Regions from separate parts of the Homo sapiens genome. Here region 2 is linked to region 1. A link is an interaction called in ENCODE POLR2A ChIA-PET data of the cell type or tissue named here. Cell type or tissue: endothelial cell of umbilical vein. All regions are shown on one strand. Each heading gives the region's core, and the rest is flanking DNA. Links, peaks and the distances in the headings are about the cores only.

Region 1 (15,283 bases), core at 3,697-7,696:
GAGTAAATAAGGGTAAAAAACTGGATGGCGTGGGGGTGGGGATGGGGAGAGGAATGAGATTTGCATGGTAAACAATGGAAATACCAGGTAGGGTTTAGAACTTACTCTAAATGCTTTGGGAACTAATTGAAGGATTTTAAGATGGGGATGGGTGTGACATGATATGGTGAATGTTTGGCCCTTTTGAAGAGAAAGTTACAGGCAAGAGTAGAAGTGGGAGGCCACTTAAAAGGCTGTTTAAGGCCGGGCGCGTGGTTCACGCCTGTAATCCCCCCACTTTGGGAGGCCGAGGTGTGTGGATCACGAGGTCAGGAGATCGAGACCATCCTGGCTAACACCGTGAAACCCCGTCTCTACTGAAAAAAAAACAAAAAAAATTAGCCGGGCATGGTGGCGGGCGCCTGTAGTCCTAGCTAATCGGGAGGCTAAGGCAGGAGAATGGTGTGAACCCAGGAGGTGGAGCTTGCAGTGAGCCAAGATTGTGCCACTGCACTCCAGCCTGGGGAAAAGAGCGGGACTCTGTCTCAAACAAACAAAAATTAAAAAGAAAAGAAAAAAAGGCTGTTTAAGTGCAAAATGCGGCAATGACTTGTCTAGGGTGGCAGCAGCAGAGAGAGAAGTGGGCAGATTGGTAATACATTTTAGAGGTAGAAAAGATAATTTGGTGTTTGGGGTTTTTTAAAGATTTAAAATGTTATTCATTTATCTTCTTTCAGTGTAAGTTGAGCAAGATCAAGATGAAGTCACAACTTACGAATTTCTGAGCAGATTGGCTTCTGTTCAGAAAAAACAATACCATCCATAAATAAATTATCTAGAATTTTGAGAGTGAAAATAAACTTTAGATGAATCTTTTGATGTGTCCTCCTCCATCCCCTACCCCTAGTTTTAATGAGGAAGCATTTGTGGTCCAGAAAGTTTAAGTGATTGGTTTAAGGTCAGAGCCAGATTATCTGGCCCTAAATTAATGTCTTTTCTGTACAGTTTTGCTTGAGTTTCCTTGAATTAGATTATTGCTTATGGATAAAGAGTACCCTACTGAACTTTGAATTAGTATTTATCATGATGAATGGGTTCTATAAATATTAAGATCTGTACAAATAATTACAAGTACTGAAACTTTCTTCTCTTCATCCTTGCCCTCTTCCCCCCTTCTCTCGTTCCTTCCTCATTCTTCCCTTTCTTTTCCTCCTCCTTACTTCTGTCATTCTCCTTCCCCCTCCTCTTTTTTTCCCCACAGATATTGCAATTGCTGCTCCATATGGGGGTGAAGATAAAAAAGGAATTGTTTATATCTTCAATGGAAGATCAACAGGCTTGAACGCAGTCCCATCTCAAATCCTTGAAGGGCAGTGGGCTGCTCGAAGCATGCCACCAAGCTTTGGCTATTCAATGAAAGGAGCCACAGATATAGACAAAAATGGATATCCAGGTGCTTTCTTATCAACACATAGAGCCCTTAGATTTTTCAGTCCTAATAGCAAATAGTATTAGTTACTGTTCTTGATTTATGTTATAAATTATTGCAATTCAGTATTTCATATGTTGATCAAACCTCTAAAATATTCAAGGCATCATTCCCGTCACCTAAGGGTATATGAAGAAAAGTCAGCTCTCTTTCCTGGGAGTGTACAGTGTACTCTGAGTTTCTCCTGTAGTCTTTAATGAAATGAGAAGAGTATTACAGAAGTTATAAACAAAAGTTAAATGCTCATTCTAAGCTGTTTTAATGTTAGCTATCTTTTTTATTTTTTTAATTATGTAGAATATATGTACTTGACTAATAGTTGTGATTTTTTTTTTTTTTTAAGACAAGGTATGTCTCTATTGCCCAGGCTGGAGTACAGTGGCACAATCTTGGCTCATTGCAGCCTCCACCTCCTGGGCTCAAGCCATCCTCCCACCTCAGCCTCCTTAGTAGCTGGGACTACAGGCAAGCACCACCATGCCTGGCTAATTTTTGCATGGTTTGTAAAGAGTGGTTTTTGCCATGTTGCCCAGGCTGGTCTTGAACTCATGAGCTCAAGCGATCCAACTGCCGTGGCCTCCCAAAGTGTTGGGAATACAGGCGTGAGCCACCGCACCCGGCCTTCATTGTGATTTTTTTTTCAAGTATATTATTTTATTTAATTCTCCCATTAATACATGAGTTAATATAAGCTCATTTTTATAGCTCATTATTATACCATTTCTGAATGTAAAAAGAGACTGAGAAAGGCAGTTTACCCAAGGTTGCCCACTGCATAGGTCCAGTAGAGCAAGCAAGACCTTTTTCTGGTTCTTATACACTTTGGAGCATTATAAATGGATCTAGGATCAAAACAGATCTTTTCTTTAAATGAAATACAGTGTAGAAAATTTAGATGACCTTTGTGTTGAAACACTTAATATGAGCTCAATATACAAGTGTGTTGGTCTGTTTCCAGAAATAAGACATGAAGTGGATTCTCATAAATTAGTAGTATTTTAGAGTTTTTTTGTTATAAATGCAATATATTTGTTATAGAACTTTTAGAAAATACATCAAAGCATATCTTTTCAATGTTTTTCCTGTGCAGTCACACACATTTTTTTAAAAAGGAAATCATGCTTTTATATGCTATTCATAGTGTTTTATTCAACGTTTCAGAAACATTTCTTTATTATTCTTCTAAAACATGAATTTTCTGTTTCCCTTTGTAACAAATAGCTGCATCATATCTTATTTACCTTTTTTTGTGGCATTTTTATCTTTCTTTATAATTCTTTTGCATATCTCTGATTATGTCATTAGGACAAAATTCAAGAATCACTGTGTCAAGTGTGTGCACTTCTTTTTTTAAGGTTATTAATACACATGGTCAAGTTACCATCCCACTCCCTCCACAGGAAGGTTTTTGTCAACTTTTTAAAGCACTCACCAGCAGTAAATGAGTCATTGTTTTCCCATACTTGTGCTTCTTTTAAAATAATTTTTAACTGTATAACAGGTGGACAGTGTATTTTAACTAACAGTTTGTGATTCTAGAAATAAGGCATGAGTTTGATTCTTTTTTTTGAGATGAAGTCTCGCTCTGTTACCCAGGCTGGAGTGCAGTGGCGTGATCTCAGCTCACTGCAAACTTCACCGCCCGGGTTCAAGAGAGTCTCCTGCCTCAGCCTCCTGAGTAGCTGGGATTACAGGCAGGCACCACCACGCACAGCTAATTTTTGTATTTTTAGTAGAGATGGGGTTTCACCATGTTGATCAGGCTGGTCTTGGTCAGGCTGGTCTCAGTCAGGCTGGTCTCGAACTCCTGACTTCGTGATCTGCCTGCCTCAACCTCCCAAAGTGCTGGGATTACAGGCATGAGCCACCACACCCGGCCATCAGGTTGATTCTTAACTATACATAAATAAAAATGATTATTTTTACTAATAATCTAATGTATAGTTATGAGGTTGATTCTTAACTATAGATTATTAGTAAAAATAATCATTTTCATTTGTGTGTATATATATATACATTTGTATATATATACATTTGTGTGTATATATATATACATTTGTATATATATACATTTGTGTGTATATATATACACATTTGTGTGTATATATATACACATTTGTGTGTATATATATACACACATTTACTTCTGTGAATTTCCTTTTTGTGTCTCTTTTTTCTTCTTTGCTACTGGGATTGTATTTTGCTTTTCTTTCATTCATTCATTTTTTTTAAACTTTCACAGTGCCTTAAATGTTGCAAATATTAACTTCTTAACTCTTTTATGTATTTTCTAGTTTGTCAGATTTGCATTTTGAGCATAAAGTTTTAAACTTTTATGTTATTTAATCTGTTTTTATTTTTTTTTTCATGTGATTTTCTGTTTAGAAAAGACTTCCTCAAATTTAGCTTGGGTATACTGTGAGATAGAGCTCTCATTTGACTTTTTCTGAATCGTGAACCAGTTGAACCTGTGGCATATGAAAACTAATGCATTTCATTCTTGCTGATTCGAGTGCTATCTGCTATAGTATTTTATATATATACACACACACACATTATATATAGAAAATAGAAAGGAAATTTTACAGTAAGATTGTAAAATCCACAGGCGTCTATAAAGCTTTTTCCTTTGGCAGTATGTATGTTTGGCAGGTGTATGATTATCATTGCTACTTTTTACTAAATATTCATTTAAAAGATTTATATCCACCTAGATGAAAGTCTACTTTATGATAAGCATTTTCCACTGGTGGTAGTTTGTTTACAGTTTTCATATATTTTAGCCTTTTATATGATGTCTTACAACCTCTTAATAGTTTTGAGAATTTGTTCAAACCTTTTTATATTCATTGAAAATTTTATAGAATGGTATATACATTTTAAAAACCATTATCATTATTAACATGTTTTTCCACTCTTTCTTAAGACTTAATTGTAGGAGCTTTTGGTGTAGATCGAGCTATCTTATACAGGTGAGCATTTTCTGTATCCTGCGGTATAGGAATATTCTGAATTATTTGAACGTTTTTTAATTAAGTGTCAGTGTTTGAATTTTAGTTTAATTTTCTTGAAATAATGATAAAATTTGCTCTTTCTATTCATGATTTGCTATGGGCAAATAGTATTATTTTTATTGGTACATAATAATTGTACATATTTATGGGGTACATGTGATATTTTGATATATTCATACAATGTAATTATCAAATCAGAGTAATTAGGATATTCATCATCTCAAACATTGATCATTTATTTGTGTTGGGAACATTCAGAATCCTGTCTTCCAGCCTCTCTTCTAGTTATTTTGATCTTTTGTTTTCTTTGGAGACAGAGTTTCAGTGCAGTGGGACCATCTCGGCTCCCTGAAACCTCTGCCCCCTGGGTTCAAACAATTCTCATGCCTCAGCCTCCCAAGTAGGTGGGGTTACAGGCACATGCTACCACACCGGCTAATTTTTGTATTTTTAGTAGAGACAGGGTTTTGCCATGTTGGCCAAGCTGGTCCTGAACTCCTGGCCTGAAGTGATACACCCGTCTCAGCCTCCCAAAATGCTGGGATTACTGTTATGAGCCACTGTGCCCAGCCAGCTATTTTGAAATGTACAATAAATTATTATTAACTATAGTCAATCTACGGTGTTATTGAACACTAGAACTTCTTTTTTTTTTTTGCCCAATCTGGAGTACAGTGGTGCAATCTTGGCTCATTGCAACCTTTGCTTCCCAGGTCCTAGTGATTCTCGTGCCTCAGCCTCCCGAGTAGCTGGGACTACAGGCATGTGCCACTACCACACCTGGCTAATTTTATGTATTTTTGGTAGAGACAGGGTCTTGCCATGTTATCTGGGCTGGTCTTGAGCTCCTGGGCTCAAGTGATCCACCAGCCTCAGCCTCCCAAAGTGCTGGGATTACAGGTGTGAGCCACTATGCCCGCCCCTTCTTTGTCTTTTAAATTATGTTCAGAGGTATTCTCCTGTAGTTTTAATCTCTCTAAAAATTGTCTGGGTTTACATTTTCCTATAAGAAGCAGGAAATTAACCTCATGCTTATGTCTTGGTATTCTCTGACCACAAGGTCAGTATGTAATGAAACCCCAAATGAATATTTTTATTAGAGCAATATGTATGAATTTATATATTTCTATTTCCCAATTTCTTATATATCCCCAGTTATTCTCTGTATTTCATCAATTCCTCATGACGTAGAATATCAGTTGGCATCCCAAGTAGTTAAGATGTTTATATATCTATGATCTGAGTTTATACATGGCAGGAACACTAACATTAGTGCTATGTAGCGGAGTTTGCGATGGGTCAATTTAATTGTAGCTATACAATACTTAACAGATTTCAGATCTTTATCATTTTGAGACAGGCACATTGACTTGAGCCAGCTGTATTTTTGTATAGGATTTAAACCTGTGTATCTGAACTCAGGAAAACTGTATTTATTTTAATTTATTGTTTTTAGTTTTTAAAATTGCTGTTAATTGTATAATGTACGTGGTAAAAATGCAAACACTATAAGAAGGGTATATAAAAAAAAGTTTTCCCTCACACCAGCTAATAATTTATTTGTTTCTTCTATTAGAAATATTCTATGCATTAAAAAATCATATTATGTATGTATGTATGTATATCAGTAGACATTCTTTGTACTTTTTGGGTTTTTTTTTCTCTCCCACTAAAACTATATGTTGGTTATGTCTTAGAGGTCATCCCACTCATTTTCTCCACGGTAGTGCAGCGAATTCGGTAGATATCTCACAACTTATTTAGCCATTCTGCTTTAGTGACTGAATTCATATAGGCCAGCCATTGTCCCACTTTGTCTGGAACTGAGCGATTTCCCAGGATGCAGGAGTTTCTGTGCTAAAATTAGGACAGTTCTGGGCAACTAAGACAGTTGATCACCTACGGTTATGTTGTTCCTGTTCCTTTTACTATTACAAACAATGCTTTTAGTAGACATGGTACTATATATGTAGTGAATATGAACCAAAAATATTTCAATCAACCTAACTTTTTAAATAATTTTTTACTTCATCTTCTTTTCCCTCCCCCGCTAGGGCCAGACCAGTTATCACTGTAAATGCTGGTCTTGAAGTGTACCCTAGCATTTTAAATCAAGACAATAAAACCTGCTCACTGCCTGGAACAGCTCTCAAAGTTTCCTGGTAAGGGTATTTGTTTAATAATAGTTATTATTGTGATTATTGTTCAGGCATTGTAAGAACAATTGAAAATGAAGGTGGTAGGGCTGAAATATTGCTAAAACAGTTTCTGTGAGTATACTGTTTTTTCTATTCTTTTTTTATTTGAAGCAAGGTCTGCCTCTGTTGCCCAGGCTGGTGTGCAGTGGCACAACCATGGCTTAAGTGATCCTTCCACCTTGGCCTTTATAGTAGCTGGGACTACAGGTGTGTGGCACCATACCCAGCTAATTTTTTAAATTTTTTTAGAGATGGGGTCTCCCTATATTGCTCAGGTTGGTCTCGAAGACCGCTGTGCTCAAGCAGTCATCCTGCCTCAGCCTCCTAAAGTGCTAGGATTTACAGGCATGAGCCATTGCACCTGGCCTTATACTCTATTTTCATGTTATAAATTGGATTATAGAAATAGTGCTCCAAAAAGGATATCTAAAGGCTGTAAAGATACTCTATAAATTAGTATGAAATTAATTTTTAAAGAATTATGCGTGGTCAATGAATATTTTCAAAAAGAAAGAAAAGCTAATAAGATCTCAGTTCATTTATATGTAATTCCAAACAGGCCCATGAACACTTACATTTTTAAAAGATATCTTGTTTTTCTGATTTAATATCTATGAACAGTTGTATGAAAAAAATTATTTTGCTCTAATATATTAATTTTCTGCTTATTCCTTTACTAGTTTCCAAAGAAAAATATAATAATTTTTCATAAGTTAAATGTCTGAATTCTTCTCTACTCCATTCTTTCTCTCATCTTTGTCATTTGTATGCTACTTCAGTAATTTTTGCTCTATTTTCATTATAGATTTTTTTTTTTTTTTTTTTTTTTTTGAGACGGAGTCTCGCTCTGTCGCCCAGGCCGGACTGCAGACTGCAGTGGCGCAATCTCGGCTCACTGCAAGCTCCGCTTCCCGGGTTCACGCCATTCTCCTGCCTCAGCCTCCCGAGTAGCTGGGACTACAGGCGCCCACCAACACGCCCGGCTAATTTTTTGTATTTTTAGTAGAGACGGGGTTTCACCTTGTTAGCCAGGATGGTCTCGATCTCCTGACCTCATGATCCACCCGCCTCGGCCTCCCAAAGTGCTCATTATAGATATTTTTTTAAGTTGTCTCGTGCTTTACTTCACAGTATTTAAAAGCAAAATGTAGAAACCAGTATCTTTCTCATACATATCAATATAAATATAAAACTAATGAAAAATCTTGACCCATATACTACCAAAATCACCATGAGTAGTCATTCATGAGTTCCCACTTTGGGAAACACTATTCATGTTCCTTACTTACACAGACGAGTTGCAGAGAACTTATGATCAAGGAGAAAATGATTGGTGCCTAAAAAAGTTTTACTTCAAAAGAGCCAATTAAAGATATTGTTCCTGAATTTGTTTTTGAATATTTTTGAATTATTGTTATAGTTATTAAAATTTTGAAACTTTCATTTCTTTAATTGGATTACATTTAAAAATTCAGTAATATTTGGTCTTCATTTTTATTGAACTGGCAATGAAGTTGTTTTCAAGATTTTGCTGTAAGTTTTACTGCTTTTCTACCCTGCATACCTCTGTGAAGTTGCCAATAATCTGCTTCTAATTATGTTAGTAATTCAAAGGCTTCAAATGCACTAACTAGAGCAGTAACATCATATGATTTTTGAGTATGGCACATAGAAATACATTTTGCATTATAAACACATAAAAGTAATTAAATCAAGCATTTCAGAAAATCGTACTTACCTTTGATACCTAAATCAGTTTTATTTATTTATTAAAAAATTTTTCTTAAGATGCTGAACACAACCCATTAAACTGGTTTCACAACCTGCTAATAAATTGTGAAGAACACTGCTGTAAAGGAGGTTGCTAATTAAAGAAAGTTTTGGTGGGTCCTTTTATCAATGAGACAGTTTTTAAAATCTGAACCGTTGGCTAGGCACAGTGGCTCACTGTAATCCCAGCACTTTGGGAGACCAAGGCGGGCGAATCACCAGAGGTCAGGAGTTTGAGACCAGCCTGGCCAACGTGGTGAAACACTGTCTCTACTAAAAATACAAAAATTAGCCGGGTGTGGTGGTGCATGCCTGTAATCCCAGCTACTTGGGAGGCTGAGGCAGGAGAATTGCTTGAATCCAGGAGGCAGAGGTTGCAGTGAGCCGAGATCGTGCCACTGTACTCCAGCCTGGGCAACAGAGTGAGACTCTGTCTCAAAAAAAAAAAAAAAAATCTGAACTGTCATACCCCTCATTTAGATTTATCAATAGGTTCTATAAGCTTGAGAGAAAGTTAGGACATTATTTTTCTTTTTTTCATCAAGGTACCATGAAAGGAAATGTGCTTAAATTACTGAAGGATGAGTTAGGTTAGTGTATATAGTTTCATGTTTTTAGAATAATATTAAGACATGAAGAAAGATGTAAGGCTTCACAATACAAACTATGTAGTAGAAAGATGAGATGTGGGTGATAATAAAAATATGTCTAAACTGAATTATAGAATTTATGTATGTTTTTTATTTTTCCACAGTTTTAATGTTAGGTTCTGCTTAAAGGCAGATGGCAAAGGAGTACTTCCCAGGAAACTTAGTAAGTGTTCTATGAAAAATCATATTATTTTAATGATACTGCATACACAGCACTTAAAAAATATTTTAAGATATTCAAATAGTTACTTGAATTGTTATTATAATTTTTTATTTGAATGTTTATGCTTAAAGACATTTAAGATTTCAACATAATTATATTCTTTGGTAACCCTTAAGCTAATTCAAAAATAATACACTTATTTATGGACATTATGAGCTAAATAGCCCACAGAATGGTAAATATGACCTTTAGAAGTTTAAGCAGTTACGAATGTGACATAATGAACTCTGGGGAAATATGAATATTATGGTTTATAAGTAGATGATCTGCTGAGAAGTCTGTATTTTATGTCTTTGAGCAGCCCCAAGCAATCTCAGGAGTAGAGGTGGTTTAGAAATAGTGAGAAGGAGGAGAAAAAGTTTTGGTCATGCAATTTAATTCACACAGCAAACTCTACTCTTCTTTTCCTAAAATGGTTGATGTGGTCCTGAGAGCAAGATAGGCAAGATAGGAGTGTTAAATAATTATTGCCAGGGTTTGTCAGTATGTTAATGGCAAGTGGTAAGGAATAATAGTAAAGCAGAGAAGAAACTGAAACTGTTGGGTGTGTGTTTGTGTGTGAAAGTTTACATAGGGCAGCCAAGTAAGGTCTCCCTAGGAGAAAACTTTTCAGTAGAGACCTGAAGGAAATAAGGGAGCTATGGGATGTGTGGAGGAGTGTTTGCCACAGAGGAACTGGCAGTTTCAGCAGGCCTGAAGCGGAAAATGTGCTCAGTGGTTGAGAAACGGCATGGAGGTCAATATGGCCTAGTAGAACAGAACATGAAGCAAAATAACCCCGGGTATTCACCCAAATTTGAAATAAAGGTCACCTTTTAGAGAAACTTGCGACGCGAATTCTGGTTTTAAAGATTTGCACTCTCTTAAACTATTTAAAGAACTGAATCTTACAAGGCAGTAATCCTAATTGCTACATCCTTTTACAATGATTCTTGATGCATTTAACTCTGTTTGATCACTTGCTTCCTGAAGGCATATTCATCTGACAGTTTGATATGATAGCTTCACTGGAAGCAGGAGTTTCAAGTGGGGCAAACTGTTCATTCATCATAGTGTTTAATATGATGGTATGAGTACATATGAGCAAATACTTCTTAATCAAAATCAGCAAGACTCTTGCTACTTGAATTTATGATGGAAGTCTTAATTCACATGTTTCATCCTCTGGATTTCCTCCTCTCAGCTTAAATTAAAAGATAGCATTTCTCCTGTCTGATAATTGGCTTACTACTATCATTTTTTTGGGAATTATTTATGACATTACTTTAGGGAAAGTTTGATTAATTATTTAATTATTATTAAATATTTTTTCAGAATTAATATGTTGTAGTCTCATTACAATGTAATGACATTTTAAATTAATTAGAAGCAATTTACTTCTTAAGGAATAAAGATCTCTGTTTACATGAAAACTCTAGAGTAGGATAGATAGATGTCCATAAAGAATATGTTGGTTATAAATCCTTTGGTTTACATAGATTTCCAGGTGGAACTTCTTTTGGATAAACTCAAGCAAAAGGGAGCAATTCGACGAGCACTGTTTCTCTACAGCAGGTCCCCAAGTCACTCCAAGAACATGACTATTTCAAGGGGGGGACTGATGCAGTGTGAGGAATTGATAGCGTATCTGCGGGTAAGAGCTAACTTTTCTGCTACCTTGTTGTTCCTTTTTAGTCATTAGTTTTTTATCTAAATGATTTTCACTTTCTGTAAATTAGTGTTAGATCAAAAGGAAAAACAGAAAAATACACAAAGGAAATTTAGCTTTGTAAAGTGTCATACCTGAATGATGGACTTCTACTTCTGGCAGATTGGATATTCCAAATGGCCTTTCCACAACAATACTACTGAACAAATTATGATAAACATATTTCTTAAATGCAACTGAACTTTCAAGACAGTAAAAGAAATCACCAGAGTCCAAAAAAAAAATGAGCAATCAACTAAAAAACTCCAGTGGCAAAAATCTGAATTGTGAGTTATAAGCAAATATATGAGCGAGAGTTGCTGGCAAAGGATGAAGCCTAAGGAGAGGGCAGGTGGTAATTGCAGACACCAGCACAGGAATTCCGACAGTTGTATAAGGCTAAGTGTTCTTACGACAGAGGTGCATTCTGATTCCAGCAAGAGCCAAATGTAAAACCTTGCTGAAGGGGAGCAATCCAGTATGGGCCCCAGGATTTCCATAGGTTAAGTTTGATCAAATATGAATTCATTAAACACACACACACACACACACACACACACACACACACAGAAGCCACTAGAAGAAGCATCAGATTTTAGACCCACAAAGACCAGCTACAGAGCACAAATTTGTATAAAATGTTTAAAGAAATAAAGGGCCTGGGCACAGTGGCTCAAGCTTATAATCTTGGCACTTTGGGAGGCCAAAGCAGGAGGATCACTTGAGGCCAAGAGTTTGAGACCAGCCTGGGTGAGACTCTATTTTATTTAAAGGAAAAAACAAAACAAGACAAAAACATCAGTAAATATTTAGACAACAACATAATTAATGAACTTGATTTAACAGACTTATATAGAACCTACACCTAACAACTAAAGAATATGAAAACTGACCATGCATAGGCCATAAAGGAAGTCTAAACAAATTTCAAAAAGTAATTTTATAGAATACATACTATCACAGTGCAGTTGTTAGAAATCCATAACAAAAAGATCAACTGGGAATTGGGAAGTGTGATTTTTAAATAACTTATGGGTCAAAAACAAGATCATAATGGAAATTTACTTGCAACCGTATTACAATGAAAATGTGACATCAAAATGTATAGGCTATCACAACAGTAGAATGTAAAGATAAATGTATAGCCTTAAATGCTATTTAATTTAAATGAAAGTTAAGAAAAAATGAAGGTAAGAAAGAAACACCACAAAATTAAGAATTGAGATGGGACATTACAGATAAGGGAGGAATTAACAGAATATTTTGAATAACCTTGGGCCAGTACATAGGAAAACTTTTAGACAAATCATGGAAATTCTTAGAAAAACAATACAACTGTCAAAAGAAGAAACAGAAAACCTGAATAATCCTCTAAACACTTAACAAATAGAATTGGCCATTAATCTTTACAAAACGACAAAGCCCAGATGGTTTTATAGGCAATATCTATCAAACATTCAAGAACAAGACTTCTCAATTTTAAATAGCTCTTTGAAAGAAAAAAAAAACCAAAATATTTCAAAGTCAATCTGTGAAACTAGTGTAATTGGTTCCTGGAGTGGTCAAGGATAGTACCAGAAGGGAGAATTTCATTCTAGTCTTACAATAGATGTAAAATGACTAAGCCATTATAAGCAAATAAGTCTTAGCAGTTTGTAAAAAAAGATACATAAACCAAGTTGGATTTATCCTAGAGTGGGTTAATATTAAGTCTAAAAATGTAATTTACCACATGAATAGATTAAAGAAGAAATATGTGACTGTCTTTTTTAAGTGCAAAAAAGGTTTTAGAGTAAATTTTAAAAACTTCAAGATTTAAGAAGCAAGACAAATACCCCAAGTTATGACTATGAAGAAATAGAATCTTACATTTAAACAAAGTCCACCAATACCTATTAATTGGTCAAGATGTGAATTAAGAATTCTTATACATTGCGGACGGCAGTGTGAATTGTTTTGAAGACTGGAAAATAATGTGGTACTACAGAACTGACAAATATACTTGTCACTATATATAAGAATAATCACAGCAATTTCTGTAATAGCAAAAACAAAACCCATAAACAATCAAAATAGCCTTTGACAGAATGGATAACTGAATGTATATTTACATGATGAAATAGTACTCAACAGTACAAAATTAACGTAGGCTACATGCAATAGAATGGATGGATCTTAAGAGTGTAGGACAGAAAGCAAGTCACAGAAGACTACATGTAATCCTATTGAGAAGGAATGCAGAGGGAGGAAGAGAAAGAAGTATTTGGGTAGCTTAAGCAGTATCAATAATGTTCTTATTATGTTGGGTGTGTGTGTTTGAGTGCTCATGTTGTTAACATGTCTCGTACTTTCGTGTGAATCAAATAGTACATTGTAAAACAAAAATTGACTAAAGGCTCTTACTTGATAAGGATAATCTTCTTTTGGATATTCTATTTCTACATAAGTATAATTTTCCAGAGAATGTTGTTAGAATTGAAGGCTCAGGGATGAATACAGCTGGCTTTGTAATGTGCACTTATGGATTTCTCCAGATAATTTAGGTTGACGTTATCATTAATTCAAAGCGTTTCCATTTCTAGGATGAATCTGAATTTAGAGACAAACTCACTCCAATTACTATTTTTATGGAATATCGGTTGGATTATAGAACAGCTGCTGATACAACAGGCTTGCAACCCATTCTTAACCAGTTCACGCCTGCTAACATTAGTCGACAGGTACTGTACTCAGTTTACCACTAATGTGATATTTTGTTATTTTTTTTTACAATTCATATTTTTAAATATTAGAGGAGATTTCCTTTATCATATTGATAGATGTTTAGTCAAAGTCAGAAGTTTAGGAATCTGAATTTTCTATTTTTTTTTCTTTTTGGTTTTTATTTTTTTGGGAATCTGAATTTTCAAGTCAGAGATATTTAAAGCCACTCAACATGGAGATATACAGAGAAAGACATTTCATATACATGAAATAGGAAAATAATTCAAGAACAGCAAAGTGCCAGTTTGTTTACATAGTATTTTAGTATTTTGCTAAATATATTTGATATCTGTTATTTTTGATATTTTAATTTTAAAAAGTGCATATATAGTAAATAAATAATTCTTTTCAGAAAACCAAAGAAAGCAACAAAATTTGATAGGTGGTATTCTAGTTTTAGAAAATCTTATGTGTAATGTATTTAAATATTGTTAATTCTAGTTACTATTTCTCCTTTTTAAATTACATGTTCATGTTTTTACATTAATATTTCTTCCTTCATAACTCTTTGCCCTAAATTTAGTTTATCATTTTTTTTTTGTCTTTCTGAGATCCCATAAGCTCTTTTTTTTTTGGTTTGTTTTCTGTATATGTGACAGTAGCAAAAGGCAAATTAAAATATTTTTAAAAGTCTTTTCTAATTTTTATATTTTAACAATTTCATATTTCATCCTGTACATTAATAATCATAGTATATGTGCCATTTTCTAGTATTCATTAACATAGAACTTATAACCATACTTCTGTGTTTATATTCTTTACATTTTTTATTTTTAATGAATGCACAATATTATGTTGATTAATAGTTTAATAATGACCATCTGAGCCTCTTAATGTCTGTCATTCAGTATTATACTTTCTTTGAAAGTTAATTGTTACTTGTCACTTTATATTATGTGCTTTCATATATGGGTTATGGTTATTTTCTGTTTATAGTTTTATAATTTTTTAGAAATCTTTTATTATCATTGTTATCACTACTTTTGATTAATTTTCCAAACTCCCCATCCAATTTCTTTAATGCCAATACCATGTTAAAACCAGCTAATCAAGTAGGCTAACTTTTGAAACCCTTGGAGGGCAAGAATAACTGCAGTAATATTTGACTTCCTTTTTTTCCCACCTATTCTCATTCTTCATTGTTTGAAAAAAATTTGTTTTGGTCTCCTCTGTGTCCTACATTTGTTCCATCAGTGACATTATTAAGTTTTAGGTATGTTTCTTTCTGCGTTCTTAGCTTTGTTATTCGCTCTTGTTTTTATGTTAATTACTTACCCCACCATTTTCATCATTTCCTTTTCTCTAAAATGGATGCTTCATTTCACTGGTTACGTTACAAACTCTTCCATGCACTCTCTCTTTGCTGTCAAATAGAAATACAAAGTTTTAATTGTAATTTTTAATTTGTAATTTTTAATTTGCTGGTTAGCAACATTTTTTTAAAAGGTAGAAAAGGTATAGGTGAAATTTATTTTAAAAATATATCTATATTAGTTTTCTAGGGCTGTCA
Region 2 (15,283 bases), core at 3,886-7,885, 76 kb before region 1:
CCTATGTAACAATCCTGCACGTCCTGCACAGGTACCCCCAAACTTAAAATAAAAATTAAAATTACAAAAAAAAAAAAGAAAACCACGAAACTAGGATTTTAAATGATCTTATACAGCAAACGAAACCTGTGGTCTTGTGTTTTCTGCTTCTGTGTTTTCACAGTCTAATTTAGTTTTCCTTTTTGTGAAGCAACCAGATCCAGGAAAATTTAAGAACACTAACTAAAAGTGGGCCATCTATTTATCCAGGCTATGCTCAGCAATAGCGCTGAGCTGATCATGCACTCAAGCAGCTTTGGAAAAGGGTCTCTGCAGTTATGGTCACTCAACAAGAGAAAGCAGTTTGGTCATCCTTTCAGGCCGTAATTATATTCTAGTTCAGTGAGCAGTGGTAATTAATTGTACTTTGTGCCCAATGTTAAAGCAAACAAACAAACACAATGGGGAAGTGCAGTGTCGGGTAAATGGCCACAGCCATCCTTGGAATTTAAGCTAGTTTCTTTGAATGGTGGAAAGGAAGTTAATGTCTCACTTTCTCCCAGAATAGAACCAGGTTTTAATAGGCAGCAGACCTGTAACAGCACTTTCACCCCACCCCCAAGGGAGACTTCAAATTTGATAGCTTTTGATAACAAAACAGAAGCTTTACAAAAGAAAGCATTAGCATTGTTTATATTCTCTCAAAACATAAGTTATTTGTACAGATCTATACAAAGCTTCTCCTAGGTAAGCACTTTGGAAGAAAGGCAAATAAATGGAAATAGATGCAGATTTTTTTTTTAACTCTAAGGGAGAAGATTGTCAAAGGAGATTTAACCCACACAGTTCCATACTGATGTGGCTAGGAAAAAATGTACAAACCATTGAGGATACATTGAGTGTGGAATCATAGACTAAACGGCAGAAGAAACTATTTAATTTGTTTTTTGTTTTTTTGTTGTTGTTTTTTGAGACAGGGTCTGACTTTGTCACCCAGGCTGGAGTGCAGTGGCACAGTTACAGCTCACTGCAGCCACAACCTTCTGGGCTCAAGCAATCCTCTCACTTCAGCTTCCAGAGTAGCTGGGACTACAGGCGTGTACCACCATGGCTGGCTAATTTTTGTATTTTCTGTAGAGAAGGGGTTTCACCATGTTGCCCCAGGCTGATCTTGAACTCCTGGGCTTAAGCAAACCACCCACCTCAGCCTCCTAGAGAGCTGGGATTACAGGCATGAGTCACCGAGCCGGGCCAGAAACTAATTTATCTTTATTTCTTGATAGAGAAACTGAATTCAAGGAATGTATGAGAACCTGCCTAGGGTTAGTCAGTGGCAGAGTTAGGATCCGACCTTTAGCTTGTGAAATTGTGTCAACACTTTCGCTCTTTCTACAACATAATAATGCCTCACAGGAGGGAATGAGGAGTAATTGTTTTATACTCTATAAGTCCTAGAACAGAATTCAATAGCAGCTAATATTCTGTTCTCTTCAGGATTAAACTTTTTATTTCTTTCTTAATTCCAACATTTTCACGCAGCTAGTAGAAATAGGACTGCAAAGTCTTTTTGTTTTGTTCTTGTTGTTGTGTTGTTTAAAGTAGTCTAGACTGCAACCATTGGCATGTTACTGGCATGATTTTTGACACATCTGCATATCAACTCTACCATGTACTTTTTAAAAAAAGGTTATGTACATGTAAATTTTATTTAAAGAGGACGTATATTCACGCCTAAATAAATAAACCAAAATCATTTGGCATAAATGGAAAAAATCTTAGAAATGAACACAAAATAATGTTACTCTTGCCTACTAAAACCCCTCAGCATAAGGCCTGCCTTTCTTTGTTAAAAGATTAGCAAGTATGAGTAGAGCTGCTAACATAAGTTGGCACCAATCTGAGCCTTTTTTTTTTTTTTTTTCTTGAGACGGAGTTTTTGCTCTTGTTGCCCAGGCTCTCGGCTCACTGCAACCTCCACCTCCCAGGTTCAAGTGATTCTCCTGTCTTGGCCTCCCAAGTAGCTGGGATTACAGGCATGCGCCTCCACACCTGGCTAATTTTGTATTTTTAGTAGAGACGGGGTTTCTCCACATTGGTAAGGCTGTCGAACTCCCAACCTCAGGTGATCCGCCCACCTTGGCCTCCCAAAGTGCTGGGATTACAGGCGTGAGCCATCACACCCGCCCAATCTGACCCTTTTGTAGTAATCAGAAAGACTAAAACAATAATGAAAAGGGAATAAAATTCTTACTATGATTAACCGTTATGTAATATCAGGCTTGTGTAACACTTCAAATAATCTTTTTAATCAGTTTGGAGAAAACTACTGCAGTTAATGCATTTACCATCATTAACATCTAAAATCATCATCCTTTAGAATCCTGTTATTCTCCAAGAGAACTATAAAAGGCAATATAGCATAGTGGAGGCCCTAGGTATATTCAAATGTACAGCAGGTAAGCTCTCTAACTCGATTTGTTTGGATTCACATCCTGTCTTTACCACCTGATTACCTGTGTGACCATGGGCAACTCATTATTCTCTAACCCTCATTTTCTAAAATGGGGGTTGTTTTCAAGACTTAAAGGTCTAATTGCATATAAAAATTTACAATGTTGAATAAACATTAGTTTAGTTACTATTTTGTCACCATATTGTACACTGTTCTGAGTTTTAAGAAACTGTGTATGATGGGCATGGTGGCACGCGCCTGTAGTCCCAGCTGCTACTTGGGAGGCTGAGATGGGAGAATCGCTTGAGGCTGGAAGGTTGAGGCTGCAGTGAGCGGTGACTGTGTTGATGCACTCCAGCTGCTTGAGTGCATGATCAGCTCAGCGCTATTGCTGAGCATAGCCTGGATAAATAGATGGCCCACTTTTAGTTAGTGTTCTTAAATTTTCCTGGATCTGGTTGCTTCACAAAAAGGAAAACTAAATTAGACTGTGAAAACACAGAAGCAGAAAACACAAGACCACAGGTTTCGTTTGCTGTATAAGATCATTTATACAAGACTCTGTTTCAAAATAAAATAAAATAAAATAAAGAAACTGTGTATGAGCCTCCCATGATGGCAGGAAAAGTAAACTACCATTATTTAGAACAAAAACATTTTTAGGCAGCTGACTTTGTGTGAAGCTTAACTTTTCCTCCTCATTTTGGGAGACTCATGTGGCATAAGAGATGCATCCCACTTTGCCCTAGCTCACCTCCAAGCCAAAAATTTTCCGAAAGGGCGCACTAAGGAAAGGACAAATAGTTAAATGTTTGCAAAACAATTTGCCACCCACCCTCTTCTGAGTCACCTCTTCAAGTTGGCAACCTTTCAACCAGCTGATGGTGCCACCCAGTATCAGGGGCATGTATGGACTCCTTAAGGTGGTTTCCCAAGGCATGGTAGCAGCTGCTGGAGCTGGTGAGGGGGATAGGTCAAGTAAAATATCTGGTCACAAATTCTAGATTGTTTGGATACTGAAGTAGAAGACTGGCCAGCCGCAGTGGCTCGCGCCTGTAATCCCAGCACTCTGGAAGGCCAAAGCAAGTGGATCACTTGAGGCCAGGAGTTTGAGATCAGCCTGGACAATATGGTAAAACCCCATCTCCACAAAAATACAAAAATTAACCAGGTGTGGTGGTGTGCGTGCACACACACCGCCCCCCACCAAACAAACAATGTAGAAACTTAATAAAAAAAAGAAAGTACAGGACTGAGGGGAGAAGAGATAGAGGGAGTAGGCTAAGCACACATGACAGAAGAGAATATATGATTAAGCGGACAAAGTAAACCAAGGTAAATAAAAAAGAAAAGAAAGAAGACGATTCCATGGGACAGCACTCCAGCATAAAGTACAAGATACCCTAAAGGCATTTCTCAGTCAAACAAGACTACAAAAAGAAGACAGTGATTTAGGGAAGATGATAAAAAAATGGATGGCACCAAAGTGACAACAATTAAGAGGAAAAATGAGGAAGGTGTTTGGTTAAGAAACAAGGCTTTTATAGACATTTCTATTTATATTTTGTGTAAGTATGTGTTATATATACGTTATGTTCATATCAGTAGCTTTGAAAGCATACTTTTATGTTATCGACATGTCTGTGAAAAACAACAAGACTTAAAGATTTGATTTTCTTCCGTAAGCCACATTCCTTGACTCCAGTCAAGCCTCCCAGAGTAACAGACAATAAATACCAGTCTTTTCCAAGCCAGTCTAACTCTGAGGTGGTGGCTGTTTGGTTTCTATTAGAAACATTAAGAAAAATAAATTATTTTAGAATCATGGAAAAAGTACTTTCCAACAATCTTGGTGTCACAGATATAAAATTTCTGAATTTGGAAAATATTTAGTGAAAAATATTTATTATAACAGTTGAAATAATAAAAATCTATTGCTTTCTTGCCACTGAGCTTAAGCAAAGAAAAAAAAATCTATTGCTTTTCTCAATTGCTTAGAAAGCATAACTGAAAGTGGACACACTGAAAAGACTTGCAGTGGAGATCCTTCAACTTCAGCCTCTGGAGATTATAGTTACTTATCCCATAAATATATATATATACTATGTATCCACGAAAGTTAAAAATAAAAAAAATTAAAACAAAGATTACAGTTACTATGTAACAACCAGAGTGCTCTTTTTTTTTTTTTTTAAGGGATTGCCTCCCACTAAGGAGATAACAATAAATATTAACCAGTGTTGCAGTGAACTGGTTGGCCAAAGATAGCAGGTCTTTGTTCTTTGTTTTTTGTTTTTTGTTTTTTTGAGACGGAGTCTCACTCTGTGGCCCAGGCTGGAGTGCAGTGGCGCGATCTCAGCTCACTGCAAGCTCCACCTCCCAAGTTCACGCCATTCTCCTGCCTCAGCCTCCCGAGTAGCTAGGACTACAGGCGCCCGCCACCACGCCCAGCTAATTTTTTGTATTTTCAGTAGAGATGGGGTTTCACTGTGTTAGCCAGGATGGTCTTGATCTCCTGACCTCGTGATCTGCCTGCCTTGGCCTCCCAAAGTGCTGGGATTACAGGCGTGAGCCACCTTGCCCAGCCAAAGATAGCAGGTCTTAACATTGGTTGTGCATAGGAAACAACTGAGGTGCTTTAAAAAAAAAATTACTGACACCTGGCTCCCACTCCCAGAGATTTGGATTTTATTAGGTGAGATGCAGCCTGGGCATCAAGAGTTTTAAAAGCTCCCCAGATTTTTCTAATGTACAGCGAAATGTGAGAAACACTAAAACCCTCGCTACTGACCAGTATGGTCCATGGACCAGCGGCATTGTTATTACCTGAGAGCTTTTTACAGATGCAGAATGTCAGGCCTCACCTCGGGCTGATGAATTAGAATCTGGATTTTTCCAAGGTTCCCATGTGGTTTGGTTTATATGTACATTCATGTCTGAGAAGCATGGCTCTAAGGAATTCTTGTCACTGATCATTTTTTCTTTCTCTGATGTTAGATAGTAATTCCATAGTTAATAAAAGATGAAAGAAAAATAACTCAACTTTCATTCTCTAAAACGCAGGAGAAAAGACTTTCATCTGTGACATTCTGTAGCATGATAAAAGGTGATTGATGTGAGATGAGATCCAAATATGTAGGGTTGCCAGATAAAATATAGGCTAGTCAATTACATGTGAATTTCAGATAAGTGATTTTTTTTTTTATTTTTAGTGAAAGTATGTTCCAAATATTGCACAGGGCATATGTATACTAAAAAAGTATTCATTGTTGATTTGAAATACAAATTTAACTGGACATCCTGTATTTTTATCTGCTAAATTTGGCAACCCTACATATATTCCCAGGAGCCTCTCTTTGCTCTCTAGGCTCTCCTAGTTGAAAAAAAAAAAGGAAATGATACCATAAATGGCCAAGTGGCTGCCCCTAAGCTGTCTAGACTGATTGCCTGTAATGTTGTTTCTCATCTAGCCCAGACACAGGACTCTGACTTAGGGAAGCCAGGCTGGTGACTCATCTAAGTGGGAAATTTACTTGCTGACTCAGGAGGACATAGTTCTTGGCAAACTTTTGCCTTAGAATAAACCAAAAGGGAAAAAAATATATAAGCAAACGTTAAATACAGGAGAATGTATTAAAACACTTCAACTTAAGGCAACAGGCAAATTAATTGTATATTTTCTTTCAGTTGATTAAATGAGATTTTCGTGGTTTCCTCTTTTACCATAGCTTGTCCTAAAAAGTGATTTTTGATAAGAGCAAAAGGTTTTATTTAAATATGAAAATGGTAGAGAGAATAAAGATGGATTGAAGTCAGTTGGGTACAGAGTATAAAATTCAACGCTCACTTTAGGAGGAAAGACTGAGATAGCTGACTTGCCCATGGTGGCACTCAGGGTTTGGCATTTTTCTGAAGAATTAACTGCTATTTAAGTCCTCTCAGAGGCCACTTTCCAAGAATACATTTTAAATCAGTTTTCTCAATATTCCATGTAGCTTGTGTATACAGTAGCAAATTCTTGGAGCAGAGATGTAGGTGTGGCTTGGGTGGAAGCCCTCCCTTTGCAAGCCTGGTAGAAGAGGAAACTAAATTTACTTAGCCAATTCTGATTTTTTCATATTTGAAAAGGTTTTGATGGGAAAAACCTGAACAAAATAATTGTGGATATGTGCAATTCTGTTGTATTAATAATTTTTTTCTTAAATAAGTCCATAGTTGTTTTTGAGTAGGTCCAAAATGGAAGTTAGATACCAACTCTTTTTTTTTTTTTTTCTTTTGAGCTTCTGAATCTTTTCGACGGAGGTTGGACCCTTATATTTAATAACTATTAGCCATGATATTAACAATCCTGGTTTTAGGACTGGAAAGCAAAACAACCTGTTTCTAGCAAATACTGACAGAAATTTTCATTTCAAAGCAAAGCCCATAAAAAGCATATCCCAGAAGTTTCATAAACACAACAATCCCTGCAGACATGATGGAGAAGGGACTAAGTATTAAGAACTATGGTGTACAGGAAAAATAAATACAGCCACAAAATGCTTTGTGACTGAATCTATCAAGAAATGAAATCTATTTTTTCTCTGCTTTGAACTTGGTCTGGCCATCTCGCTTGCTCTGACCCAACAAAATGTGGCAGAAATGATGTTGTACAAGCAAGCCTAGGCCTCAGGAAAGCTTGCAGCTTCCACCTTTGCTGTCTTGGAGCATTGCCCTGAGAAGCTGCTTCAGCTGACTGGAGGATGAGAGGTCACAAGAAGAACTGAGATGCTCTGCTGCTAACAGCCAGCAGCATTGCCAAATACATGTATGAGGCTATTTTGGACCTTCCAGTCTAGCCGTGCCTTTACCAGAATGATGATGCTTGAGTGAGCCCAGGAGATGCCAAAAGAGAAACTGCTAGTGAACCCACACAGAATCATGATAAATAAGAAATCATTGTCTAAAGCTACTGGGGTTGTCGGGGGGAGGAGTTGATATGTAGCAATAGGTAACTAAAAAGATGGAATGCTCAAACTTCACTAAGTTTAGTTTCACTAAAACGCCCCAAAATAAATTCTAAAAAAAAAAAACTCAGGTCTCGTCTCCACCCCAGAAATCCTGATTTAGCTAGGCCTGGCAACCCACTTTTTATACAAAGACCCCAGATGGCAGTGGTCCTCAGACCACCTTTTGAGATACACCCCCTAGCAAGATTTTCTTCAGCACAGAGGAGGCTTGAGGTAGGTGGCCACATAGCTGTGCATTACTCCTGCAAATGATGCTGCTGGAGCAAGTGCACATTTGTATCATCGTCACCATACGCAGTGTCCCAGGTACCAACAGAGCATTTTTGTTTATATATATATCTTATTATAAAATGGAAATTGAAAAGATTATTTCTATTCTTCCTCACTTATCTAACATGGATTATTGGAGAGGGAGTTGATTGGGGAGCAAAATAGCACAGCCCTCTGCGGAAATGGGCTTGGTGGAGACTTTGACTGGAATTGATATGGGTTAAAGTCTTGATATTGGCTACATAGCAAAAATGCAGCTGAGTTGAGGCAGAAGTGGGATAAAAAGTGTGCAGATGTTTTTTGAGCATTATGAAAGGAAGGGAAAGGAGAATAGGGAAGGCAGATGCTCGGGGAGGTTTATTTGAGTGGAGAACCATATAAATTGTAGGTGAATATGCTGAAACCACTATAGAAAGATGAAAATGAATGTGTCTGAGGGAAATGACCAAGTCTTTTATTTATTTGTATGCCCTCATCATAGCTGCAGCATAATAGGTGTATCATAAAACAAAGGTGGTGTGAAGTGTTGAAAGCTGTAGTTTTCAGTTGTACTTGACGGTGGTCCTCTGGCAGCATCTGGGTTCTGCTTTTTCTTAGTCTTATATATGTGAATTCTGCTAGTGTGCCATTTGAAGGGTTCCACTGCTAAGAAACGTTTGAAAACCAATGAGTTAAAGCATGAAGGAAATGCTATTTAATTGAAGAGAAGGATTGATTATTAGACAAGTGATATTGACATTTCTGAGATGTCTGCTTTCCAGTGGTAGGTGAAAGATTCAAACTTAATCCTCCTGGGGTTCTCTTTTACCCTCAGGAGGTGAGGAGAACCCAAGAAAACTCTCAATAGTAGCCACTTCCCAAGGACTTTTAGGGAGATCAACTTGCATTTCTTTTGCTACAGTTAAAGTGAAAGAACTTGTGGTGAAAACACACATTTCTAGTATAGTAACAGAACTTCTACTCAGAATTTTTTTAAAAACTTATTTTTGAAATTTTAGTTGCTGAAATAAAGAGTAAGATGAAATCATAGATATGTACAGATAGTTGGCATAGGAGATCCCTTCTGACTCTTCTGAGCTTGAACTCACCAGAGAAATATTTTGAACCCTGATACTCACTAAATGAAGATTGTTTTCTCTTTCTCTTGGGAAAACGGTGAAATCAACTGTTATTTGTAGGTAAATCACACAAATATATGTATGTTTTTTGTCTAGAATAGAAATTATACATACTGTAGTAAGGGAAAATATATAACATTTCATAATTACCATGAGAATCCTTTTTGTTTATAAATTATGCCTACTTGTAATTTAATGTATCTGTATTCCTCAGGATTGACTAGGCGGTATTATAGTATCAAATTAACACAGAGATCTTGGCAGCTTAATGCAATAAAAGCTGTATTTCACCCTATTGCATGTGAGACACATTTAGTAAAAATATGTAATGCAAACATCAGGCATTTAATTTCATTCCATATACCCAGGCAGCATGAGTATAAAATAATACAAATGATGCTTTCTAGCAAATGAAATTTCTCTAAAAATAATGGTAAGTTTTGTTGTCAAGGCGAAAATAAATTGTTTCCAAATACAGTACCAACCAAGGTGTAGCAAGGTTAAGAAACAGTTTTCAAATCATCACAACCACAGAAGTGGGGTTAACTGAGGAAATGGCTTGTTAGTTGACATAGTTCCCACAATATCTAAAGATAAATGTATAATTTATGATACAGACAAAAAGTTTTAAGCCAACATTGCATTTTGACCACAAAAATATTATGCCAATGATTATATAATTTTCATAGTTGGTTTAAAACTAACAAAAATAGATTTAATTAACAGTAGGAAGGCCTAGGGGAATATTTTTCAAGTTTCATAATCGGGATAACTGATTAATATTGAAATAAAAAATTCAGGGCACATGAGGGAATTCTTTTTCTCCTATATAAGTACCAAGAGTTATATGTGGAAAACTCCTTGAGAACAAGACATGTTACTTATAAGTCTGTATTAGCCAAATATTATATTTGTATGCCTAGTTACATCTCTATCTTTGTGGAACTGCCCTTCCTCCATCTTAAGTAATAACAACATTCATCAACCACAGTGCTGTGCCACATTATTCCCATAGGAGTTTATCACCTGACCTGTGGCCAACCATAATATCTCACTCTCTGAATACAGTGATTGGTTCAGGGGTGAGCAATTATTATAAACACAGTCAATATAAATCATTGCCTTGAGTTGAGATACTTATTTGAGAAGAGGGTAGCTTTATCATCTATGGATTGCTAAAGTAGGACCTATAACTGTTTTCTCTGGTCAACTGTACAGCCTGATGCAGTTGGAGAGGGTAAGGCCAACATAAAGTAGAAAGCAGAGCTGGAAAAAGAATTGTGTTGTGTTTGAAGACAGAACCAACACTGCACTTCTGGGTTATGTGAATCAATCCATTCTCTTTTTCACTTTAGCTAATATGAATTGGGATATTATCACTTGTAACTGAAAGAGTCCTGACAAATACTTCATTTCATTCCCTTTTTTTTTTTTTAAGAGAGAGGGTCTCACTCTGTTGCCCAGGCTAGAGTGCAGTGACATGATCGTAGCTCACTGCATCTTCAAACTCTTGGGCTCCTGCTTAAGTCTCCTGAGTGGCTAGGACTACAGGCATGTGCCACCACTCCTGACTAACATTTTTTATTTTTTGTAGAGACTGAGTCTCGCTGTGTTGCCCAGGCTGGTCTTCAGCTCCTGGCCTCTAGCAGTCCACCTGCCTCAGCCTCTTCATTCTTGAAAGTGCTGTAGCATCTACCACAATATGCCATAGCATCTTGTATGTAGCCCTGAGTCAGTAAAAGTTTTATAATTCAATAAGCATTGATAAATCTATCTTCTGGCATCCTCAAAAGGTATTGTTGGTGATCAAGGCATAATTTTGTCAAAATAATTATTATCTACTTGCTTCTCTAACTCAATTACAACAGGAAAAAATTTTCTATCTCTCTCTCTTTTTTTTTTCTTTTTGGTTAAAAGTTCCACTTCCTATATGTAACACTGGATTTTCAAAGTATTGGCTGAATTCTTAACTAATGTACCCATGTGAAATACCATTTAAAAATACATATATGCATCAAGTTATGTTCAATAACTTTTTTACCTATGCATTTTTCATTTTTATATGACTTACTTTTCAAAAGTTTGTTATGCCATTTTTGGTAGTCAAGAAAGATTTCCTATTGGAGATAATATGTAAGTAAGTATAAGATTCTCAGACATGTTTATAAAATCTTTTTAACTCATATTGTTTACAGTGATAATATAATAGAAAGATAAATGCCTTTCAAGAGACCTGTATACTAATCCCAGTAACACCTTTTATTGATTTTATGACAATGGCCAAGTCCTCTCTGAGGCATCTTTTTCTCATAACAATATATACTTACATAGCATATATAGTTATATGAAAAAGAGAAAATTTTATTTCAAACTCTGGAGCCAGAATCCTTTTTAGAATAAGAACATTTTAAACTTAAGTTTTTCATTCAAAATTTTGAGTCTTGCAATGTAAGTTCCAAACATGGTCTGAAAAAAAAAGGCCAAAACAAAGAGAAGTCTTAGTTGCTCAGTATGAAATCTGAGAAAGATGTAGACATGACATTGGCCCAGAAGGAAGACACAGGGGCCTAGGAATGAGGACATCAAAGAAAAGAAGGTCTGGTGGCAAGGAGTGCACACAACACAATGACAGGCCAGGAGGCTGAGAAGGAGATACAGTCAACGCAATGTTCCCATGGTAGGAATGGCTGAGGGCTGTAAATATGTCTACTATTCAACCGTAAGTGGTTAGCTGGCCTCCGCTGCATTACTCTGAAATATTACCCTCCACCATCACCATCAGACTTTCTACAGAATTCTGTTACATGCAACCACCATGCATTCAGGTTCCTTTGTGGAATAAATGTAAAAGGGGCCATATTCCATTTTTTCAGTTTGGATGAAGTATGTGCAAGGTTGAGTAAATAAACCGGATGCAGAAGGTGAGGTGCCAGTGAGATTGGGAACTTAATTTTGGCTTAAGCCCCTTTGAGAATTCTTGGAACACTGGCAAGAATCCTGGCAATAGTGGGAATTATGTACAGCCCACACGCAATCTCAGATGTGCAAGTAACATCACATTATTTACACTAAAATCAATTTGATCTGACTCAGTATCCTTATTATTCCTGCATGACCCCATACATTTCTGTGGGTTTGCTCCTTCCAAGCAGAGAAATATCTGCTCAATCTGGAAGCCCCTGCATTTAGGGTTTTGTGTCCATAGCCTGCTACCTTGCTATCACATTTGACAATGAGACATGTGTCCCAGAGGAGAAGAGATATTGAAGGCAGTGAAAGAGAAAAGCAAGGTCAAAAATGTTGATGCCAGAGCAGCTTCTTTTTTTTTCCACTGCACTTGGCACACTAATTCTATGATGATTAAATTAATGAATAAATGAATTCCTAATATTAAAAACAGAAAAATTTGGTTCAGAGTGGAGCAGTAACGGAGAAAAAGTTTCACCATTTATTTTTGCAGCTATGGCAATACAAAGTTGGAAGAGACTTTAGAATCTATCAAATCTGATTCTTTAACCTCGGTATCAATACCATCTATAACTATGCTGTCCAATTTGGAAGCCATTAGATACATGTGACAATGAAAAATATTTTTAAGTTGAAATTTAATTTTTCCATCATACTAGTCACATTTCAAGAGCTCAAGAGCCACATATGGGTAATGCAAGTGTTCAGACAATATAAATATCGAACATTTTCATCATTGAAGAAAGTTATAGTAGACAACACATATTTATTACATCCCTATCAAATGATCATCTAGCCTTAGTTTTCATTCTTCTTAATAAATGTCCTTTACTACTGCATTTCAGGTCAGCCATATTGTTAGGTTGTCCTTGAAGTTTCTTCCATATATTTATCCTTGATATTTTAGACATGTGAACAAGATTTATTCTGTATAGAGAGTACTTCATTAAAGTAACTGTTTAGAAATTTTCTTAATAATAAAGATAGTCTAAACTGAAATAGTTAGAACAACTAGACAGAATAAAAAAGTTTTTTAAGGACTCTCTTATAACCAAAGAATAGAATTAATTCATGTAACCATCTCCATACTAGTAATTTAGTCAAAACTCAGAAGAAAAGAAATCCAACTGTAGAATGGTTTATGCTTCACAAAATGCTGAAATGCATAAAACCTTTAATTTTTTGTCTCTATGTGCTAAATCTAATGCTATTATGCAATTAAGAGTTCTGTATCTAACATCTTAGTGAACATCATCATTTTCTATTAAACCCAAATATATCCATAAAGACTGAAAGGTGAAAATCTTTAGTCTTCAAGTTTTAGAGGAAGTAAAGGTGGAGATTTTAGAAAACCTCCCAGAAGGAACAAAATTAGTGATGGCACCAGACCATCTGAAAATTAGAGTATTGCTCACAATGACTTAATTCATACTTGTTTTATTAATGTCAACAATTGGAGGAGCTTCCATGGAGCATATAAACTTTTAAAGACCCAAAACAGTGAACTGACTCATCTTTCTGTACATAATAATAACCTTGTATCATCAAGAAAACTACCTGACAATGTTTCTCTTTTAGCTACTCTTCTCTTTTAGAGTGGTCAGTATATTTAGCATAATTTCTATCCAAATAGGTTAAGAATAAAAATTTTTGGCACTCAAAATTTAAATCTCTGTTTGAGGAATTAAGGTGAGTATATCAGCTAAGATTAGGTTAGTCAAGGTATAACCGAAAATCCAAGTCATAACAGCTTAACAAAGATAAAGGTATATTTTTCTACTGCATAATACAGGTTTACAGTTCAAAACTGTTATGATGGGTCCATGGTTATGAGAAACACAAACTTTCTGTTCTATAATTCTTAGTTCATGACCTATATTACCAAGTATAGCTTCATGTCCACAATGTGGCTTCTGCAGTTCTGACTATCACATCCATGTCTTAGGCAGCAGTTATACAGAAATTGAAGAACAAAAAAGGTTCCTTGTGATAGTTAAGATAGCCCCCACAAAAGAACTTTCCTACAAGCTCCACCTGACAACTTCTACTGACATATCTTGTCCATCTGTAGGAAGCTGGAAATGGTTTCTTTTTTTCCAGCTAGACCACTGTTGCCACCACACAATATAGGGGTTTTATTACCAAACAAGAAGCAGGCAATGAATATTGGATAGCTAGCTAGCAGTCTCTGTCTGAATAAATGAATTATCCTTTCTTTGTGCTAAACTTACATTGTTGCACAGGCCATACTGTATATACTTACTTATACTGAAAACAGAATTGTGTAGCAATAGAGAGCATAGGATGTAATTAGGGTGATCCTATGTTCCAATTTGCCCTGGAGAGTTCCAGTATATAGCTGTTGTATCAATATAGTTATTATTAGTGTTTCTATTACTCTCTAAAGTGTCTCAGTTCGACAATAAATTGCATGGTCACCTTTGCTATTATAAACTGGCTAGAACATCTCTAATACTTCCTAGCTCTGTGACCTTAGCAAATTACTAACTTTTATAAACTCATTGTATTAGTTATCTATTGCTGAATAACAAATTTTAAACCCCAAACATATTGGCTCAAAACAACAAACATTATCTCAGTTTCCATGGGTCAGTAATTAAAGAGCTACTTAGATGGATGGTCCTGGCTCAGGGTCTCACTTGAGATTGAGGCTGGCAGGAGCTGCTATCATCTAAGGGCCTAATTGGGAGGCAGGATCCACTCTGAAAATTGTTCGCTCACATGGTGGTTGGGAAGAGGCCTCAGGTCCTCACCATGTGGGTTTCTCTATAAGGCAGCTTGTGTGTCCTCATAACATGGCAGCTGGCTTCCCCTCCAAGAGAGAACAAAAGGAAGCTTCAGTGTCTTTTATGCCCTAGTCAACAAAGTCCCACAGTCACTTTCTCTTTATTCTATTCACTAAAAGCAGTTTACTAAGTCCAGCTCACACTCCAGGGGTGACTATAGGCACATGGCAACATGCCTGGGTAATTTTTTTATTTTTTGTAGAGATGGGGATTTGCCATATTGACCAGGCTGGTCTCAAACTCCTTGGCTCAAGCAATCTGCCCACCTTGGCCTCCCAAAGGGCTGGATTACAGGTGTGAGCCAACACACCCGGTCATGATTTCTATTTTGGTGCTTTGAATCTCAGTTTTATATATCTTCTATCATAGATTGTATCAACTCTGAAAGATAAGTTTGAAAAAGGAGTCTTATGGAAATAGGACCACAAGGAAGGTGCTCAATAAATGTATAACTCCAGGTGGAAATACGACTGGATATTTAAAATGTAAGTTTGACTCTAGTAGAAACAATAAGTTTTAATATATATTTATGACATATATATGTATATGTATACATATATGTATACAGAGATAGCAAGAGAGAGACAGAGTATTGCTCTATTGCCTAGGCTGGAGTGCAGTGATGTGATCACAGTTCACTGTAACCTCAAGCTTCTGGGCTCAAGTGATCCTCCTGCCTCA

What was found. ChIA-PET counts read pairs that join two places held together with the same protein. Peaks named below come from ENCODE experiments on the same cell type or tissue, not always from the same donor. Only the 100,000 strongest peaks of a DNase experiment are listed, where the experiment ranks them.
Region 2: POLR2A ChIA-PET joins it to region 1 with 5 read pairs; 8 of 35 experiments call an interaction of 5 or more read pairs at or near these places.

What each region holds. Positions count from the first base shown.
Region 1 is chr2:186,645,446-186,660,728 of GRCh38, forward strand. ITGAV (integrin subunit alpha V) reads left to right here. Exons shown (of 30, transcript NM_002210.5): 13 at 1,241-1,432; 14 at 4,395-4,440; 15 at 6,537-6,644; 16 at 9,205-9,263; 17 at 10,802-10,956; 18 at 13,593-13,730. Among named protein-coding and RNA genes, the nearest start is that of FAM171B, 41 kb to the right of the region's middle. In endothelial cell of umbilical vein, for the core only: no CTCF peak of the experiment used is centred there; no DNase peak of the experiment used is centred there.
Region 2 is chr2:186,569,597-186,584,879 of GRCh38, forward strand. It overlaps LOC124906105 (a long non-coding RNA gene), which reads right to left. Exons shown (of 2, transcript XR_007087465.1): 2 at 8,142-14,628. Among named protein-coding and RNA genes, the nearest start is that of ITGAV, 13 kb to the right of the region's middle. In endothelial cell of umbilical vein, for the core only: no CTCF peak of the experiment used is centred there; a DNase peak (open chromatin) is centred at 5,955; H3K27ac peaks cover 1,757 bases.